Linked DNA regions of Homo sapiens: region 2 is linked to region 1. Evidence: read pairs that join two places in POLR2A ChIA-PET (ENCODE). Cell type or tissue: endothelial cell of umbilical vein. All regions are shown on one strand. Links, peaks and the distances in the headings refer to the core of each region. The heading gives the core; the rest is flanking DNA. Region 1 overlaps CFDP1 (craniofacial development protein 1). Region 2 overlaps CFDP1 (craniofacial development protein 1).

What was found. Peaks named below come from ENCODE experiments on the same cell type or tissue, not always from the same donor. Only the 100,000 strongest peaks of a DNase experiment are listed, where the experiment ranks them.
Region 2: POLR2A ChIA-PET joins it to region 1 with 5 read pairs; 4 of 35 experiments call an interaction of 5 or more read pairs at or near these places.

The regions. Positions count from the first base shown.
Region 1 is chr16:75,283,293-75,294,023 of GRCh38, forward strand. It overlaps CFDP1 (craniofacial development protein 1), which reads right to left. Exons shown (of 7, transcript NM_006324.3): 7 at 10,418-10,731. The coding sequence ends at 10,660. It also overlaps the pseudogene RNU6-758P. Among named protein-coding and RNA genes, the nearest start is that of BCAR1, 37 kb to the left of the region's middle. In endothelial cell of umbilical vein, for the core only: no CTCF peak of the experiment used is centred there; a DNase peak (open chromatin) is centred at 6,119; H3K27ac peaks cover 2,448 bases.
Region 2 is chr16:75,361,533-75,372,263 of GRCh38, forward strand. All of the region lies in intron 5 of CFDP1 (craniofacial development protein 1), which reads right to left. Among named protein-coding and RNA genes, the nearest start is that of CFDP1, 67 kb to the right of the region's middle. In endothelial cell of umbilical vein, for the core only: no CTCF peak of the experiment used is centred there; no DNase peak of the experiment used is centred there.

The DNA.
Region 1 (10,731 bases), core at 1,774-9,773:
TGCAAGTTTCTCTGAGGTGAGGCTCATCTCTCATCGAACCAAAGCTATCTTGAAAGATTTCAGATAAATAGATATAATGAATAATATAAGAAATACCTGTGCCGCGGGCGAGCATGGTGGCTAATGCCTGTAATCCCAGCACTTTGGGAGGCCGAGGCGGGCGGATCACTTGAGGTCGGAAGTTCGAGATCAGCCTGACTAACATGGAGAAACCCTGTCTCTACTAAAAATACAAAAAATTAGCCGGCCGTGGTAGCCCATGCCTGTAATCCCAGCTACTCAGGAGGCTGAGGCAGGAGAATCGCTTGAACCCGGGAGGCGGAGGTTGTGGTGAGATGTTATCGTGCCATTGCACTCCAGCCTGGGCAACAAGAGCAAAACTCCATCTCAAAAAGAAAAAAAAAATTGTATCGCTACCTCCCAATTTAAGATATAAAACCACAGCTGTAAATAAAGCTCCTTTTTTGTTTAACAGAGGGTCTGGCTCTGTTGCCCAGGCTGGAGGGCAGTGGTGTGATCTCAGCTCACTGCAACCTCCGCCTCCTGGACTCAGGCCATCCTCCCACCTCAGCCTCCCCAGTAGCTGGGACTACACGCACACACCACCATGCTTAGCTAATTTTTTTTTTTTTTTTTTTTTTGTAGAGATGGGGTTTCGCTATGTTACCCAGCCTGGTCTCAAACTCCTGAGCTCAAGGGATCCTCCTGCCTCAGCCTCCAAAAGTGCTGGAATTACAGGCATGAGCCACCACACCTGGCCCAGAGCTCCTTTTTTTAGGGTGGGGGACAGGGTCTTGCTCTGTTGCCCAGGCTGGAGTACAGTGGTGTGATCTTGGCTCACTGCAACCTCTACCTTCTGGGCTCAAGCCATCCTCCCACTTCACCCTCCTTTTGTACCTGGGACTACAGGTGTGCACCACCATGCCCAGCTCATTTCTTTTTCTATTTTTTGTAGAGACGGAGTTTCACTATGTTGCCCAGGCTGGTTCTGAACTCCTGAGCTCAAGGGATCCTCTTGCCTCGGCCTCCCAAAAGTGCTGGGATTACAAGCGTGAGCCATGCGCCTGGCCCAAAGCTCTTTTTTGATCTCTTATCATATGGCCTTCCTTACCCCACAAGAGGCTTCCTCTATGCTGAGCTTAAGGTTTATCACTATATATATATATATATATATATATATATATATATATATATATATATATATATGCACGTTCTGAACCACAGAACATAAAACCATTTTAAAGTGTACTGAATTATACATCACAAGGGTGGGCAACCAATACCTCTATATTTACATGTTTTAAAATCTGTACACCTGGGATTGTATGGCAGGTCTTTTGCAATTTGATTTTTGCATCAATGCTGCTTACAAGGTTCATCTATGTTGATGCGCATAGCTGCCAGCTTGTGCATTTCACTGCCAAATCGTATACCATTGTGTGACTACTTTACAATTGACGCATTCTCCTGGCGATCACTGGGCTGTGAAGGTGTTCAGAACATGCCACTCAAAATATGCCACTCTGGCCTATTGACTATTTTGAGTTAAAGGCACCTGTGGCCTGGTGAGGTGGCTCATGCCTGTAGTCCCAGCACTTTGGGGGGCCGAGGTGGGAGAATTGCTTGAGTTTGAGACGAGCCTGGCCAACATGGTGAGACCCTGTCATTAAAAAGAACAAAAAAATTATCTGGGCTTGGTGATATGTGCTCAGGAGGCTGAATGTGAAGATCAGTTGAGCATAGGAAGTTGAGGCTGCAGTGACCTATGATTGCACCACTGCACTCAAGCCTAGGAGACAGAGTAAGAACCTGTCTCTAAAAAAAGGCACCTGAAAAACAGGTGTAAGAAGGACACTCTGTCCTTTTTCTTTAAAAACAGATGAAATTGTCATGTGAAATGTATCCTTGATTTTTTTTGATATGGAGTCTTGCTCTATCACCCAGGCTGGAGTGCAGTGGCACAATCTCAACTCACTGCAACCTCTGCCTCCTGGGTTCAAGTGATTCTCCTGCCTCAGCCTCCCAAGTAGCTGGGATTACAGGCGTGTGCCACCACGCCCAGCTAATTTTTGTATATTTGGTAAATATGGGGGCTTCATGATGTTAGCCAGGCTGGTCTCAAACGCCTGACCTCAGGTGATCTGCCTGCCTCAGCCTCCCAAAGTGCTGGGATTATAGGCATGTGCCACCATGCCTAGCCAATGTATCCTTTTTTTTTTTTTTTGAGATGGAGTCTCGCTCTGTTGCCCAGGCTGGAGTGCAGTGGCGCAATCTCAGCTCACTGCAAGCTCCGCCTCCCGGGTTCACACCATTCTCCTGCCTCAGTCCCCCGAGTGGCTGGGACTACAGGCGACTGCTACCATGCCCGGCTAATTTTTTTGTATTTTTAGTAGAGACAGGGTTTCACCCTGTTAGCCAGGATGGTCTCGATCTCCTGACCTTGTGATCCGCCTGCCTTGGCCTCCCAAAGTGCTGGGATTAAAGGTGTGAGCCACAGCTCCTGGCCCAATATACCCTTCTTATACTAGAAGGAAAGAGACACTCTTATCACCAAGGAGGGGAAGTTAATTCTGAGAGAAATCTGTGTGAACCTTGTTAACAAACCCGCATCTTTCCACTTTTCCAACCAATGTAACTCCCCTAGCTCAGGCCCTTTCACCTTGTCACACTTACTACTCTTTGCCCAACTCAGTATATAAGCTTTCAACTCTTGTTTCTTTGGGTCTTCATGTTTCTTGTGAGGACTCCCATGTACATGTAAAAAAATAAAAAAATAAAGAGAGTAGAAGATAAATTTTTCCTCCTCTACAGTGGTTTCCAAGTTTTTAATAATTACCAATACGGGTTAAGCTTTCAAATCCAAAATGCTCCAAAATATGAAACTTTTTGAGTGCCGACCTGATGCTAAAAGGAAATGCTAATTGGAGCATGTTGGATTTCAGATTTTTGGATTTGGGATGCTGGATCAGTCTAATGCAAATATTCCAAAATCCAAAGAAATCTGAAATCTGAAACACTTCTTGTCCAAAGCATTTCAGATAAGGGATACTTTTTCTTTTCTTTTTTTAAATAGAATGCTTCACGAATTTGCATGTCATCCTTTATTAGTCCATTTTCACGCTGCTGATAAAGACACACCCGAGACTGGGAAGAAAAAAGGGTTTAACTGGACTTAACAGTTCCACATGGCTGGGGAGCCCTGAGAATCATGGCAGTAGGCAAAAGGCACTTCTTACATGGTGGAGCCAAGAGAAAATGAGGAAGATGCAAAAGCGGAAACCCCTGATAAATCCACCAGATCTCGTGAGACTTATTCACTACCATGAGAACAGTATGGGGGAAACCGCCACCATGATTCAAATATCTCCCACCAGGTCCCTCCCATACACGTGGGAATTAAGGGAGTACAATTCAAGATGAGATTTGATTGGGGATGCAGCCAAACCACATCACATCCTTGTGCAGAGGCCATGCTAATCTTCTCTGCATCATTCTATTTTTTTTTTTTTTTTTTTTTTTAGTATATGTGCTGCCAAAGTGAGCACCAGATGAGGGGTACTTAACCTGTACTCCTGTCTCTTTGTGCACGTGCTGGTGCTTCTCCAAGATGTATCTCGGGAGTACAGCTGCTGCATCCGGGGCCAGGTATAGCTCCAGATTTATTAGACATTGCCAAAGTGCTCTGTAAAGTGGCACTAATTTATACTCCCGTAAGTTTGGCTCTCTTGGGGAAGGGGAAGCCAGGGGCACAATTTAATTGTAGCAACACGGATGGTGTATTTCACTTAATAAAGTGTTGTGAGGTAGGCAGAGCAGGATTATTCACCATCCTGAGCAACCTTTCAAAGGTGAGGAATCCGAGACGCAGGGGTTGAGGGATTTAGCCGGATCCCAGAGATAGGAGGGGTTAGAAGGAGGATGTCAAGCCATGTGTCTGACCCGACAGCGCTCTCCTTATGTTAGTTTCTCTCCCTCCTCCTCCCTAGCACAGCCACCTTGCACCTTATATGAACACAGACTCAGCCTACTCACCAGCTTTCTGAGACCACAAACAACAAAAGCTGGCTGCATAGGAGGGAGAGAGGCCCCAAGGAGGGGCTCTGTCGTGCGACCCTGCTGGACTTCTCCATCCCAGTTTCCTTGCTGGAGTCAACTTGCCTGTGCACAAAGATTGCATCTGGTAGTATTTTTGGACTTAAGTTGCTCTAGGAGGGCATAAATAAAAGCAATAGTAAAAAAGACTTAGCAGGCTGGCTCACAACGACTGCTTGAGCTCAGGAGTTGGAGACCAGCCTGAGCAACATGGTGAAGCCCCGTCTCTACCAAAAATATAAAACTTAGCCAGGCGTGGTGGTGCATGCCTGTAGTCCCAGCACTCAAGAGGCTGAGGTGGGGGGACTGCTTAAGCCCAGGGAGGCTGAGGCTGCAGTGAGCTGAGATCACCCCACTGTATTCCAGCCTGGGCGACAGAGCGAGACCCTGTCTCAAAAAAAGAAGAAGCAGAAGAGGCCAAGATGGGAATCTCCAGCCCAGAGAAGGCGGGGCAGGGGAGTGGCACTCAATGTCCCTGAGTTGCTGAACCTCCCACACACCAAGTGGCTGCAGTCATCTGGGCACCTCCTCCCTTCACTCCCTAACCCCAGGCAGTGTCTCAAAGAGGGCAACACCCTCCACTCAGAAATGCTCAGCACAGAAACGTGACCATGGAGCAGAGCTTAGACATGGGTGACACCCGGCCACCAGGCCTGTCTGAAGCAGGGCTTAAGTCCTAGGTAAGGACTTCTCAGCAGTACCCCCTCTCCCCTGCAAAGAGTGGGTCAGAAGCTGCCCTAGACTGGGCGGTACCAGAGCTGAGGCCAGGGTGCCCACATCTCAGTGAACTCTTGACACAAAAATTCGGTACCAGAAGGCAGCTCTTCATCTGCAAGAACCTTCTCAACCTTTGGTTTTTCTGTCTCCTTGCCCTCGGGTCTTTCCTTCCCAACATGGCGCTGGGATCCAGGGGGTGATGAGAGGCTGTTCAATCTTGCTGCCTCCTACATCCTGCCCTCCAGCCATGCCATGTGGGTGCGGCCCTGGCTGTGTTACCAGATGACCTCAGGCAAGTTTCCTCCTCTGAAAGGGCAGAGGATCTAACAAGATAGCATGTCAGGAAGCATCTGGCATGCAGGACCAACCGATCGTTCGCTGATGAAGCTAAAAGCTTCTGATCCTTCCCAGGAACCCACCATTCTCAGCCCAATTCCTGTTTGTTCACCTGTACTTTTTGGTAATTAAAAAAGTCCTAAGTCTCACCCAACATGCCTGAGCAATTCCAGATCTGGCTAAGGACTGATACCAAAAAGCAGAAGACTGATCTTGAGAGCCTGTTCTAGCCCTTTCTACCACCCCGTGTCAGACCGCAGACCACATCACACCACACCATGTTAACTACGCCACACCACATACTCCCATCTCACCACACCAACCACATCGCCTCTGTTCTGCTGCCACGAGGCAGCATGGCACCTGGAGAGCCTGTCACCGGCCTTCCTGGTCCCTGCCAGGGTGCCAGAAGCACCATCACTCCACTCCTGCCCAGGACGTCTCCTGGCCTTCGCGGTGCCAGCCACTCAGCTAACCTGCACTGCCCAGTTCTGAAGTCAGGTGCCAGCTAAGTGTCTGTCAGGCCTTAGTCCAGTACCTCCATATGGATGCTGACAGTGTACAGCTCACTCAGGATTTCCTTCTTAATGTGTCCCGTTTTGCCCCTAGAGACCTTATGCAGACTTCCTAATTAGAGCACTGCATTCCTCAGGAAATAGGTGAGCAGAGCACATCAAGAGGCTTATTTTACTTTTGACATTATCCTGTTTTAGGGCAGTTTTTTTCAGTAATGAGAAGGTACCAGATGCCCTGGAAATCTGACACACCCATTTGGGACTTGGAGAGGACAAGAGCAAGGCCAGGAAAGTCAACTCCAGGGGAGTCTCTGGACTCCACAGGACCAGCTAAGAAGGTGTCCTTGGACTGTCCTTGTCAGCCATTCACACCACAGCAGGGGACAAGCACTATGCCCTGCAGAAGGCTGCCAAACACCTCTTAGCACTGACTCACTCTTTCCACTTCCCACTTCCTGCAAACAGTTTCCTTGACAATTTCCAACTCCTGGATAAAGGGACATCACTTCCTTTGGGAGTTAGATGAGTTTTCACTAAATGTGGATGTGAGAGCTAGATAAAATATTAGTCACTTGTTCTTAAAAATTGTGGGCAGGATAGTGTCTGTCATGGTTCAAATCAGACTTGTAATTTTAAAAAAGGTGATTTTTTTGTTTGTTTGTTTTTGAGACAGGGTCTTGCTCTGTCGCCCAGGCTGGAGAGCAAGGGTGCAATCACAGCTTACTGCAACCTTGACTCCCTGGGCTCAAGTGATCCTCCCACCTCAGTCTCCCAAGTAGCTGGGATCACAGCCATGCACCACTATGTCCAGCTAATTTTTAAATTTTTTGCAGAGATAGGGTCTCGCTGTATGTTGCCCAGGCTGGTCTCAAACTCCTGGCCTCAAGCGATCTGCCTGCCTCAGCCTCTCAAAGTACTGGGATTACAGGCGTGAGCCACTGTGCCTGGCCGAAAAGGTGATTCTTGATTGAGGGCAAACACACTTTAATTAGTCCCACCCACCAGCCTGGTCTCGGTGGGTCCACTGAGAAAGGCTAGGCATTTGCTGAGGAGGCTCAGTCCTCTGAGCATGAGGTAGGAAGAGGATGGGACAGGTAGCAATGCTGGCTGAGAAGGTAGGTCCCACTGAGGGCACAGATGGGCTCAGGCAGCACAGATGACCGAGAGGAATACCCAAGAGTGGTCCATCCCCGTCTTAGGCACCCCCATGGACACCCACCTGCTTGGTCCTCTGCCTGGGTCACTGGCTGGTGCCAAAGGCCTGCTCCATTCTGCAGCCACAGCACCCAGCCCATGGGGATGGTCAGGCAGGGCTTGAGAAGACTCCTGCCTCCTGGGGCCTGGCTTACACCTACAAGAAACAGCCACCCATTTGTAGATACCCACTGCTAATGCCTAAGGACCCTCTCTTGCTGGCCAGTTCTCCTGTCCCTTGAACTTGATCCACAACAGTAAGGAGTAAAAACAAAGGGCCAGAGGAGGCCCTTCAGAGTCTGGGAAGATGAGGTGTCAGAATCTGCAAAGCTTGGTTTCCAAGTTGTTAAAACAGGCATAGTTAAGACCAGCCTGGGCAACACAGTGAATGCCCATCTCTACAAAAAATTACAAAGTTAGCTGGGTGCAGTGGTGTATACCTGTGGTCCTAGCTGCTTGGGAGGCTGAGATGAAAGGATCTCTTGAGCCCAAGAGGTTGAGGCTACAGTGAACCATGATCATGCCACTGCACTAATTGGGCAACAGAGCAAGACCCTGTCTCAAAAAAAAAAAAAAAAGAAGAAAGAAAGAAAAGAAAAACAGGCACAGGATCTTAGGAGGTAGAGAGGACCTCCTTCCTGTACCAGGGTCCCCTCTACCACACTCATGGCCATTGTAATCCCAACACTTTGGAAGGCCAAGGTGGGTGGTTCACCTGAGGTCAGGAGTTTGAGACTAGCCTGACCAACATGGTGAAACCCCATCTCTACTAAAAATACAAAAATTAGCCAGACGTGGTTGTGTAATCCAGCCAGGATTACACGCCTGTAATCCCAGCAACTTGGGAGGCTGAGGCAGGAAAATCACTTGAATCCAAGAGGTGGAGGCTGCAGTGAGCCAAGGTTGCACCACTGCACTCCAGCCAGGGCAACAAAGTGAGACTCCATCTCAAAAAAAAAAAAAAATTGTCAGAGGCTCTAAGGAAGGACTTTGATGTGCTCAGGCTGTTCTAGGAGAGTGTGGGCAGTCCCCCAGGGCTCACCTCCCCACCCTGCCTTGCCTGTTTTCCATGACACTCACTTTTCCAGCCTTCCCTACAGCTAGAGGCAGTTCAATGACCCAGCTATGGCCAGTGAGACATAAATGAAAGTCTGATATGAACCCTCATTGTAAGATGACACAGGTATACATAATACATACATACAGATGCACATGTATCAGTCAGAGTAAGTGGTTTATCAGTGAGATGAAGTGAGGTCAGTACAGGAGGCTTTTAAAGAGGTTCCATGTAGACCAAGAGAGTGACAGCTAAAGTCAAGGCAACCAGCACAGTTTAAAGTGGGAAAGTGTGAGACTCCGAAGCACGGATCTACAAATTGGGAAACAGGGCACCTGTAATAGGATCGATGCAAATAGCCATGTATTCCCTGACAGGCAGCCAGAATCTGTCAAAAAAGACTAGACTAGAGGGGCTTTCTAAAAGACTCATGGAGAGGTAATGGGTGATTGTGTGGAGGTCAGATGTGGGCAGCAACCCTGCTGGGAAAAGGGGCACCAATCAACAGACAGCAGAAAGGAACCGACCTTTCTCCAGAATCATGACATTAACTTAACACAGGTACAGATGGAGAAAACCTGTGGCGGGGGGCTGGATCCTGAACAAGAAAGGCAGGGCCCAAGCACACAGTTACGACTTTCACTGACACATCTGACTTCTCCTTTCATGGCTTGGAGCAAAACAGGAATAGCAAACCCACCTGTGAGAAGAACCCAGCAGGCTTTGCAGCTTTTGTCTTAATCCCTTAGGCTTCACAGGTGTTAACATTTGCTAAAAAGAAAAACCCTAACTTACTATGAACTCAGCACCATTCATTCTATTGGATTTCAGATCATTTTTCAAATAGGGAGAGAGCCAGCTCACGTGTTGCTGAGACACTGGCTGCTGAGATGAAGAACTTTGTGAAGCGCAATGGAAGAGGGACTCAGAACTCCAGAGAAGAGTTAGGGAAACAGTTGCCAAATGGTGGTGAATGACGGATGATGAGCCAGAGAGTACCATGTGGGAGGACATTCACATCAAATCTTGGCTGCTACCTCCTGAAGGTCTGGATGTCCTCTAATCAAAATATTGGCAGCTCTTAGGTTATTCTTTTTTTGTTTTTCAGACAGGGTCTCACTCCTTTTGCCCAGGCCGGAGTGAAATGGCACGATCTTGGCTAAGTGCAGCCTCAACTTCCAGGGCTTAAGTGATCCTCCCACCTTAGTCTCCTGAGTAGCTGGGACTACAGGCATGCACCACCATGCCTGGCTAATTTCTTTTTGTATTTTTGGTGAAGACAGGGTTTCATCATGTTGCCCAGGCTGATCGTGAACTCCTGAGCTCAAGCAATCCACCTGCCTCGGCCTCCCAAAGTGCTGGGATTACAGGCATGAGCCACCTGGCCCACCTTCCTCAGTTATTATGTCCCATTTGGGACCATAACTAAGACCTCGCAGGCCGCCTGTTGTGACGCTGGCCTGAAATGCTCTACAATCACTTAGAATTATTTATCAGAGGGGATGTGAATAGACATTGTGTTCAAATTTAGCTTGTAAACTACCTTTCTGAGTAATAAGATCCATAGCCCATAACCATCTAGTGTTGACAGTTGGGTCTTTGTTGCTATGAATTCCCACCACATTAGAGGCCTAGATTGGGAGACCTGCCATAAACTAGTACTCACACCCGACGGGTGTGTCATTAGCTTACTCCACCCCTTGGAGGTACTAGTGTTATTCATGCCATTTGCAGACCAGAAAATGGAGGCACAGAAAAATGACCTGTGGTCAGGGCCACAAAGCTGGTACAGCAAGAAATGGAATGCAGTCTTAGGTAACCTGTCATCACCCAAACCTGTCATGGTACTCGGGTAACACACATGCACATGCAGGCACACACACCAGAAGCAGGTTGTGGGGTTTCCCGCTTATTAATATGAATGGTCTCTATCCCTCTTTCCCTCTTCACTGAAGATGTTACTCTCTTACTCTCCTCCCTGCTGTTCTGCAAAGAATGTCTGACTCTAAGCAGGAAGTTTGAAATTTACATTTTCTTATGAGTATAAAAAAGAAAATCCTTCAGAATATTCTTTGACAAACTAAAAATTAATGAATTATTGAAGTGGGAGCATATCTGAATTTAACTTTTCTTTGGGAAGAGGAAAAAGGCTGAAGGGAAAAAACAGCTAATTCAGCAATAATATATCCTTATTTTCAGCCTTACATGCCATCAGTAGGAATCCATTCAGGAGAAAGAGAGATCAGAAGAGAAGCCCGAGTGGAAATGAGAACAAGCTGCGAAGGGGCCTGGCATTCCAGTCACTCTAGTGAGCCGCCTCCTCTAGGTCTTCGGGGCAAGGCTGGCTGCAGAAAGAGCCTCTTGGCCCCGGAAAATTCACACCCAGGTTGGTCAGCTATCTTCACCATGCCTGGCAAGACCTCTGCCAGCCTGGACAGACCTGGAATGTGCTGTCTTGAACTGGGTGGGACTTTGCGGCAGAATAAAGGGAAGGTGAGCGAGGTCGTCATCTTCATTATCCTCTCACAGGACCAACTTTTATTTTATTTATTCATTTAAGGACAAATTTTTAAAAGTAAAGTGAATGAAACCATTTGTGATTAAGATACATAGACAGAACTTCAATGTAGAAAAAAAAAAGACCTTGCTGGGAAACAGATGATGAGAAACACTGTAAAACATTTCACAGACGCACAAAAAGCTCACATTGTAAACAGGATTAAGCTGCTCTTGATTTAGCCCGTAACATCAAGGTTTCATTTTGCTCAGCCTGAGATCTCGCTCAATTTCAAACTGCCTGTGATCCACTCGGTCAAGGAA
Region 2 (10,731 bases), core at 970-8,969, 77 kb after region 1:
CTTGAACCTGGGAGGCGGAGGTTGCTGTGAGCTGAGATCATGCCACTGCACTCCAGCCTGGGCAACAGAGCAAGACTATGTCTCAAAAAGAAAAACAAAACCAAAAAGACACACAAATCAACTTAGGAAGGGATAAACATGTAAAAAACTCAAAGAATTAAAAAAAGTTTTTTTACAATACACAATAGAACTGTCAAAAGGCACTTGCACCCTCCATAAATACACTGTAGAAAACAACTCTGAACACATGAACATGTTCTCTCCTTGTCTGGTTTCTTTTTGAATTTCTCAACGTCTGTTTCCTCTTTGGGTCCCAGGTTTCCTTGTATTTGTTTTCAGAATTTTACTATTATTTTTCGCTCTCTTCCTTCTCCTATTCTGCTACGGCATGAGCTGAAAGCGTGGCCTCAGGAAAACAAGCAAAAGAGCCTGTCTTGACCAATAATTCCCATACCTACAGGAAGTCATTTGTACAAAATGAAGGAACTCAGAAAAACCCAAGAATTCAATGAAGTTATTCATTCGGAGATGCTTTTGCCGCAATCGAATGCTTGCTAGTTCCTAGACTGCATGATCTACACAAATTGGGTAATAAGTCAGACGGGACAGTCCTGGGTCAGTACTGTCATTTCCTTTTCCATGTCTGCCCTACAGGCTTCAAGGCCAGGCAAAAAATATCCTTCATACTAAAAATCAAGTCTCCATACAGATCAGTGGTCTTGCCTATGGCCTATGGTGTAGCATCCTACTTTGGGTAGAAAGGCGGGGCCCAGCTGCACCTCTAGGAGGGCTGATATCAACACTGTGCTGAAAGGCAAGGGGGGTCAAGTTTAAAGTTCAGCATACTTCTCCTTTGAGGAGTCAACCTCCCGTCTTCCAGGCAAGGCATCCCTATGTTCTGGGTTTTCCTGGACAGTCTCAACTTTTAATTTTACTTCTAAATGTGTAATTACATTTGACTTAAAAAATACTGTCCGAATAGCTATGCTGATTTTTGGTTTGGAAAATATGCTCACCATGGCTCAAGAAACCATGTAACATAATAATGCAGCCAATCTCGACCTACAACACAAGCTGTAAGTTAAGGTACCCTCGAGAACACTACTCTTTCCTCTTCCATTCCTTCAGGTGTTATAAAAGCAAGCCTAAGTTAAAGTTCTATTTCCTAAGAGGGAAAAGAATTGCTTTTCAATGCAACTGTAGTTCACGGTGGCCCCTCTTACTAATGACTGCAAAGCTTCTGCCCCACAGTGTTGTTTTATACAGAACAGACACTAATTCTTTTTATAAACAATGATATTACATGGAACCAGAAGCGAGAGCAGGAGGCCTATGTACAGACCTCAATGGCTGCAGCAGAAGTTCCAGCTGAGGTTTTGTTATTATGGCAGTGGCAGATCTTATGGCAATGGAGGGTCTTGCAGCTTAAATAAAAGCAAACTGTTGGCTCTGAAATCCAGATACTTGTCTTCTGATGACCCAGTGGCATGTGAACTGAGAATACTGAAAGAATCACCACCAGGAAACATATGTAAGCATTTGGCCAACTTCATTCAGACACAAGCGTTAAGTTAGTACAACGCTCTTTACTCTGGCACTGGAGTCAGGTTTGACAAATCCAACATGGTCTTTAAAAAAAAATGCTATTTTGTTTTTCTATAGAAAAATGTAACAACCAAAGAATGACAAAGAAATCTTTGAAATAGTAAAAAGACTTAATGTATGAAAGTCTGAGCACCAAAAAAAAAAAAAAAAATTTTTGCCATCCCCTCTTGTGACACTCCTAAATGGATTGTTAATACTTACTGCTCATCTAGTGCACAATCTATGAGGAATGAGAACAAATGCAGGAAGCACTTTACCTTTTTTTTTTTTTTCCATGAGATGGTGTCTCGCTCTGTCGCCCAGGCTGGAGTGCAGTGGCGCAATCTCAGCTCACTGCAACCTCTGCCTCCTGGGTTCAAGGGATTCTCCTGCCTCAGCCTCCCGAGTAGCTGGGATTATAGGTGCCCGCCATCACACCCAGCTAATTTTTGTATTTTTAGTAGAGTCAGGGTTTCACCATGTTGGTCAGGCTGATCTCAAACACCTGACCTCAAATGAGCCACCCACCTTGGCTTCCCAAAGTGCTGCGATTACAGGTGTGAGCCACCATGTCCAGCCAAGAAGCATTTTATCTATGCAAAAAAAGGTGTTTGGTCAAGAACTGTCTTCTGGCAACTGTCCAGAACTGGTCAGCACTGACATAGGAAATTGATAGGAGTTTCCCAAAGATCCTCATTCATTCATTCAATAAATATTTACTAACAAACTATTATGAACCAAGTACTGAACTGAGACAAGCGAGCAAAACAGATTTGATTCACGCCCTCAGGAAGTTAATAGTCTAGTGGGGGAGAAAAGAGGTGAAACACACACACACACACACACACACACACACAGCCATGCAATTACAAATTGAGGTAAGTGCTACAGAAAAGAATTAGGGGCTGTGAAGGTTCATACTAGTGGGAACCTAATTTAGATTGGAGATGTGTCCTCTGAGGTACTTCTCCCCTCTAGATCTATGTGTTTAAAGTGAAATTAAAAAAACAAAACAAAACAAAACAAACAAACAAACAAAAAAAACTATTACTTTAAGCACCTTTCTGCCAGAAAGAAAATAAGGGCTTTATTTAACAATTCACTTTTTAAAAAAATGGTATTAATGTACCAAGTAAAATACTCAAAAGGTATTTTAAAATAAGCCTCCATTCTACCCTTTGCTGTCTTTTAGCTACCAAATTCCCCTTTCCCCAAGACCAACACTGTTCTTAGCTGCCTGAGTATCCTTCCAGAGATATATTAAACCTGCAGTTCTCAGTGTGGTTCAGGGACCCCAGAGAGATGGGAGATTTTTTTCAGGGAGCTGAAAAGGTTAAAGCTATTTTCATGACAACACGAAGACATTATTTGCCTTCTTCTCTTGTATTCTGTCACAAGTGGATTTTTCCAGAGGCTACATGGTGGGTGACGGTGTTATTGCTCTGACAGCTAATGGAATGTGTGAAGAAGATGCAGAGTCAGCTATCTTCAATGAAGACAGATATTTAAAAGATTTGTAAAAATGTAAAACAATGCCACTCTTCTCACAACATTTTTTTGTATTGGAAAATATACTTATTTTTCACAAAAATATGCTACTTATGTTAACATGTAATGAGTTTACCACTGTTATTTGAAAATAAGTTAATGTTTTAAATTTCTCAGTTTTAATTTCTACTACTGTAAATATCAATAGGTATTAAGGGCTCTTTGGAGTCTTCAATCATTGATATGGATATAAAGAAGTCCTCAGACCAAAGAGTTTGAGAACCACTAAACATTTATAAATGTATGTCAAGTGCTAAACACTGGCCATTAACTGCATCATTCTGGTGGATGTTTTTTAGTGTATTTTAAATAGATGGGTGCTGAGAAGGAAACCAAGTTACTTATTTGTGACTATAATGTGTTGTGGATTATTTGGCTATCAACACGACACGAATTTCACCATGGTGACTGGCTAGTTGTTTTTCCATAGCATCTTAAATATTTGGTATATTAATATGTGGAGTTACTCTAAGCCCATAAACAGCTTACAAATCAGAAAGTAATTATAAATTTTATGTGATAACTGAAGTTGAATGGCAAGGTTAAATACATCTGTGTTAAGTCAAAAAAGAAGCTATTATTAAATGGAATAACATAGTAATAAAGCAGCTTTTTGGGACTAACCCTCCCTCAGACAGATAACAACTATATACTCTGGCCAATACATAGAAAACTCTTGCCTATTTGAAGGCACTGGAGAGCAACCAAAGCCAGGCAGAAATTGGAGTGGATTCAACCTTTGAGAGAAGGGGACTGACTGTGTGAGATTAGTCAGTCTCTGTGGCACAGACGGACTAAAACTTAAGCAGAAAGATGCTTCTCCATGGGTTATGGAGACAGTACTAAGTCTGGCTGTCAGAACAGCTGGAAAGTGAGGGAGGAAGCCCCAACTCAATAAGATACACAGTCAGGCATAGTAGCCAGTGCTTGTAGCACTAGCTACTCAGGAGGCTAGGGTGGGAGGATCACTTGAGGCCAGGAGGATCACTTGAGGCCGCTGTGCCTCACTATACTCCAGCTTGGGCAATACAGTGAAACCCTGTCTCAAAAAAACAAACAAAAAACCAAAGAAGACATACAACTCATAATTCATCAGAGAAGATATACAAATAGCCAGTAAGTACATGAAAAGATACTCAACATCATTAGGCATTAAAGGAATGCAAATTAAATACAATGAAGTACCACTACCCATCTGCTAGATCAAAAAGGCCAACACTACCAGCTGTTCATGAGGAAGTGGACAAAGCGAACCCTCATGCACTGCTGGTAGGAATGTAAAATGGTGTGACCACTTTGGAAAACAATGAACAATTCCTTAAAATTTCTTTGAAAATAATTTACCAGCCAGCATATTTCACTCCTAGGTATCAATCCTAGAAAATGAAAACATGTCCACATAAAGACCTGTACACAAAATGTTCATAGCAGCATTATTTAAAAAGCCAAAAAGTAAAAACAACACAATGTCCATCAACTGATGAATGGGATAAGTATAATGTGGTATAGCTATAAAGTACAATATTTTTTAGCAATAAAAAGCAATGAATTATTGATATATACTACACAAGAAAACATTTGTTTTCTGGCAGTTGTCCAGAACTGCTCAGCACTAACAAATGGGAAATTGGTGAGTTCCCCAAAGATCCTCATTCATTCATTTTTGGATGAACTTCAAAAACACCTTATAGCGAGGCCAGGCACAGTGGCTCACACCTATAATTTCAGCACTTTGGGAGGCTGAGGCAGGCAGCTCAGTATCAGCCTGGCCAACATGGTGAAACCCTGTCTCTACCAAAAATGCAAAAATCAGCCGGGTGTGGTGGCACACGCCTGTAATCCCAGCTACTGGGGAGGCTGAAGCAAGAGAATCGCTTGAACATGGGAGGCGGAGGTTGCAGTGAGCCGAGATCGTGCCACTGTACTCTAACCTGGAGTGGATAGAGTGAGTGCGACTCTGTCTCAAAAACAAACAAACAAAAAAACCGTTATAGGGAGATAGATACTGAAAGACTATGTAGTGAAATTTCCAGACAAGGCAAATCTACGGAGACAGAAAGCAGATCAGTGGTTGTCTGGAGGGCTCCCATCTTCTGGGGCTGAAGATGGGAGCAGGAATTGACTGCAAATGGGCAGAAGGAAACTTTTTGGGTGATGGAAGTGTTCTAAAATGAAATTGTACACAATGAAAGTTACCACTTTAAAAAATTTACTATAGGCCGGGTGTGGTGGCTCACACCTGTAATCCTAGCACTTTGGGAGGCCAAGGTGGGTGGATCACGTGAGGTCAGGAGTTCAAGACCAGCCTGGCCAACATGGCAAAACCCTGTCTCTACTAAAAATACAAAAATTAGCTGGGTGTGGTGGCAGGCACCTGTAATCCCAGCTACCTGGGAGGCTGAGGAAGGGGAACTACTTGAACCTGGGAGACAGAGGTTGCAGCGAGCCGAGATGGCGCCACTGCATTCCAGCCTGAGTGACAGGAACGAGACTCCATCTCAAAAAAAAAAAAAAAAAAAAATTACTACAAATTATTAAACTATACATTTGTATTTGGATGAATTTTATGGTATGATAAATCCCCACCACCACCCAAAAACCTGTTTAAAACAATAGAAAAATTTAGGGAGAGTATTAGGAAAAATAGCTAATGCGTGCTGGGTTTAATACCTAGGTGGTGGATGGGTTGACAGGTGCAGCAAACCACTATGGCACACATGTACCTATGTAACAAACCTGCACATTCTGCACATGTACTCCAGAACTAAAAAAAAAAAAAAAAAAATTGCTAGGGATAAGGGGGCAGGGTGGGAGAGATAAAATGAGACTTAAAAGACTTAACAGTCGGCTGGGTGCAGTGGCTCCCATCTGTAATCCCAACACTGTGGGAGGTCGAGGTGGGCAGATCACCTGAGGATAGGAGTTCAAGACCAGCTTGGCCAACATGGTGAAACCCCATCTCTACTAAAAATACAAAAATTAGCCGGTCGTGGTGGCAGGAGCCTGAAATCCCAGCTACTCAGGAGGCTGAGGCAGGAGAATCACTTGAACCCCGGAGGCAGAGGTTGCCGTGAGCCAAGATCCTGCCATTGTACTCCAGCCTGGGCGACAGAGTGACACTCCATCTCAAAAAAAAAAAAAAAAAAACTTAACAGCCAGACCGGATATGGTGGCTCACGCCTGTAATTCCAGCACTTTGGGAGGCCGAGGCAGGTGGATCACTTGAGGTCAGGAGTTCGAGACCAGCCCAGCCAACATGGTGAAACTCTGCCTCTACTAAAAATACAAAAATTAACTGGATGTGGTGGTGGACACCTGTAATCCCAGCTACTCAAGGGCTGAGGCAGAAGAATCGCTTGAACACGGGAGGCAGAGGTTGCGGTGAGCCAAGATCGCACCGTGCCCTCTGGCCACAGAGAAGACTCCATCTCAAACAAATAAAACAAAAAGATTTAACGGTCAAATGGAATATGTGGACCTTGTTTACATCCTGACTCAAGGAAAGTAGCTACAACAAAAAACTTACGATACAATTAAGGAAATATGAACACTGACTAAATACTGGATATCAAGAAATTATTATTATTTTTAGATGTAATAATGGTAATTGCTTTTAAAAGAATACTTTTAAGAGATATACACTTAAATATTTACAGCTAAAATCACAGCACGTTAAAGTTTTGCTTCAAAATATTCAGTGGAGGTTTTGGTGGTGGAGTGGATGGAGAGCTATCATAGATGATGTAAAATGGGACATGTGTTAAGTACTGAAGATTGGTTACATGCACATGGAGAGATTCATTATGCTAGTCTCTCTACTGTATGAAATTTTCCACAATAAAAAATAAAAGGGGTATAGTAATGTCTACCCGCAAAGATTTGAGTATTCAACTTGATAACACATATAAAGGATTTAATATAAAAGATTGGCAAAATATTGATAACTGTTGAAGTTTAGTGATGGGTACAGGGATTCATTATACCTTACACTTTACTTTTGTGTGTAGGTCTGATATTTTCTTTCTTTTTTTTTTTTAGACAGGGTCTCACTCTGTCAGCCTCAACCTCCTAGGCTCACGCAATCCTCCCACTTCAGCATTCTGAGTACTACAGGCACGTGCCACTACGCCCAGCTAATCTGTGCATTTTTTGTAGAGATGGAGTTTCGCCATGTGCCCAGGCTGCTGCAATTTTTCATAATAAAAAGTTGTTTGTTTGTTTTTTTTTAAGGAGTCTGATACTTACACATTTTCATTGTGGGTATCAGTACTTTCCTTTTTACATTTTTCAATAACTTAAAGAAAGTAAGGATAAAATGGAATAAAATATTCCAATACTTGCACAAACATGTCTTGCTTTATGAAGACCAAAACATTTATGTGGCCAATCAGCTAATGTATCAAATTCAAGGTTTGGTTAAAAATAGGCACATCAGAAATGTAAGTGTAATATGTGTAAATGAGTTGCTCAAAAGTCCAAAGTAAATACAGTCCTCCTCTCCTCAGTATAGTTTTTGAACGTAAATAAGACTGATTTCGTCAGGCATAGGAGAAATTATTTTTATTTAGGGAATAATAAAAAAAGTAGCTTAAAATACATATTGCAGGCCAGGCGCAGTAGCTCATGCCTGTAATCCAAGCACTTTAGGAGGTCAAGGCAGTATTGCTTGAGCCCAGGAGTTCAAGACTAGCCTTAGCAATATAGCAAAAGTTCGCTTCAAAAAAAACAAAAACAAAACAACCCACAAAAAAACAAAAAGCCAAAAAACCCGCACACTGCTATACAGAATTCTAGCTAGATGCAGGCTTCTGCTTTAACTATTATATACATTTAGACACATGGCTTCGCAGTAGGTTGCCTATTTATTCTCCAATAATCTAAACAGTGTATTGACAGAGACGTATGTGTCCACACTTGTTTCTTCTGATGAAACTGGAAAAGCAATTTGCAAATCTGTCTACCAGAAACAAAGAAAACTAAGTAAGACCAGATTATTCTCTAGTGCTCAGAGTCTCAACAGCAGGTTAAGGAACCAGAGTTTCCAAACTGGCCTCCTTTTGTTTGACCAACACTTTACTTACTTACTTACTGTATTTATTTGTTTATGAGACAGAGTCTCACTGTGTCACCCAGGCTGGAGTGCAGTGAAGCGATCTTGGCTCACTAAAACCTCCGCCTCCCAGGTTCACGTTCAAGCGATTCTCATGCCACAGCCTCCCCAGTGGCTGGAACTACAGGCCTGCACCACCAAGCTCAGCTAATTTTTGTATTATTATTATTATTATTTTTAGTAGAGACAGGGTTTCACCATGTCGTCCAGGCTGGTCTCAAACTCCTTACCTCAAGTGATCTGCCCACCTCGGCTCTCAAAGTGTTGGGATTACAGGCGTGAGCCACCATGCCTGGCCTTGAATTTTTTCTATTATTTATTACTTTTTTTTTTTTGAGGCAGAGTTTCGCTCTTGTTGCCCAGGCTGGAGTGCAATGGTGTAATCTTGGCTCACTGCAACCTCTGCCTCCCAGGTTCAAGTGATTCTCCTGCCTTGGCCTCCCAAGTAACTGGGATTACAGGTGCCTGCCACCACACCCAGCTAATTTTTGTATTTTTAGTAGAGATGGGGTTTCGCCATGTTGGCCAGGCTGGTCTCGAACTCCTGACCTCAGGTGATCCACTGACCTTGGCCTCCCAAAGTGCTGGGATTACCAACGTGAGCCACCACGCTCGGCCAAATTTTTTCTATTTTAAAAATAATGTGGAGGGAGGAATAGCATTAGGAGATATACCTAATGTAAATGATGAGTTGATGGGTGCAGCACACCAACATGGCACATGTATACATATGTAACAAACCTGCACGTTGTGCACATGTACCCTAGAACTTAAAGTATAATAAAATAATAATAATAATAATGTGTGGCAGGGTGCAGTAGCTGACGCCTGTAATCCCAGCACTTTAGGAGGCTGAGGAGGGCGGATCACCTGAGGTCAGGAGTTCCAGACCATTCTGGCCAACATGGCAAAACCCCGTCTCTACTAAACATACAAAAATTAGCTGGTGTGGTGGCATGTGCCTGTAATCCCAGCTACTTGGGAAGCTGAGGCACAAGAATCGCTTGAACCCAGCAGGCAGAGGCTGCAATGAGCCAAGATCATACCACTGCACTCCAGCCTGGGTGACAGAGCAAGACTGTCTCAAAAATTTAAAAAAAGAATTAAAAAAAACTTAAAGATCCATTTGCAGAAATCAACTCACTTGCAAAAGGACTTGCTTACTACAAAATTCAGGTTGGGATCTATCTCACTTTGTTAGTTTATTCATTTATCAAATATGCCCTATATGAGCATATACTGTGCCAAGTGCAGAAAAAAGCCAATTCCAGAATTGTAAAAAACAAACTATCACATGTTCATGTGGACTTCACTGTAGTGTTCCGCAGGGTTTCTTAACTTGGGAACTACTAACATTTTGAATAAGCCAATTCTTTGTTTCGAGCTGTCCTTTGTACCGCAGGATGTTTAGCAGCATCTCAAACTTTTTACCCTCTAAATGCCAGTAGCATCCCCTGCCTTGCCCAGGTTATACAACCAGAAATGTCTCTAGACACTGCCAAAAGTCCCCTAGGACAAATACAAGTTAAAACATTTTAAGTAATGTCAACATAATATGATACAATTTCATAATTATATATCTCTCTCTAAAGATGATTAAACACTGGCTAATGTCTTAAGTAAATAAAACTGTGGAGATTAAAATAGTGATGTCAAAGCAGATTAAGAAACCTGAATGGGGGGCGAGGTTAAAAAAACTGAACAAAGTTCTTATATATTCAAATGTTTTTTAAAAACTAACCTTAAGCGTTTTGGTTAAGCTTCCTTTGTAGTTGGGAAATTCCTGTTCTGCTAATTCAGGCTCTTTTCTAAAAACAGGTTTATATATTTTAGTACATAAAAATATTACTATAGCCTAACATTCATAGGAAGAATCTCTTGGTCTTTTCTGAGAACCTCTCAAGTGTTTTGTTACATATTAGAATAATCAGAGGAAAGAAAAGTAAGTGAATTTCAGTCTTGGTGTATTCTCCTCCAACTCAAAGGTTTCATTTAGTAGGAAGAGGATGAAAATGTTGATTAAATCTATATACGTTTTTAATAGTTTTAAGTTTCATTTATTTGTTAAGTCTACTGTTTCCTTGATGATTTTATAATTTCCTTGTCCTAATACGAACTAGTAAGTGAAGATCAACCTTGTTATTTAAAATAGGGAAAAGGGAAAAACTACTAATTTTCATTGAGTCCTTCTGTGCCAGGAACTGTAGTGACACCTTATCTCATTTCATTCTCAAAACAGCTCTATGAAGTAGGAATTATGATCCCTATTTTACAGCTAAAAGAATTAAGTAAAACTATTATTTGCACCAGGCAATCCTGTTCAAGTCAAAAGCATATATAATACTCTACCTATTTCTAAAAAAGGAGCCAGCAATAACCATGACAGCTTTCTCTTCCCTATACTGTAAAATATAAGAAGTCCAAAGTAATAGCTATAAGAAGGGTTTTAATCTGAAGAGTTTGACAGAGAACTAAGAATCCCCAAATAA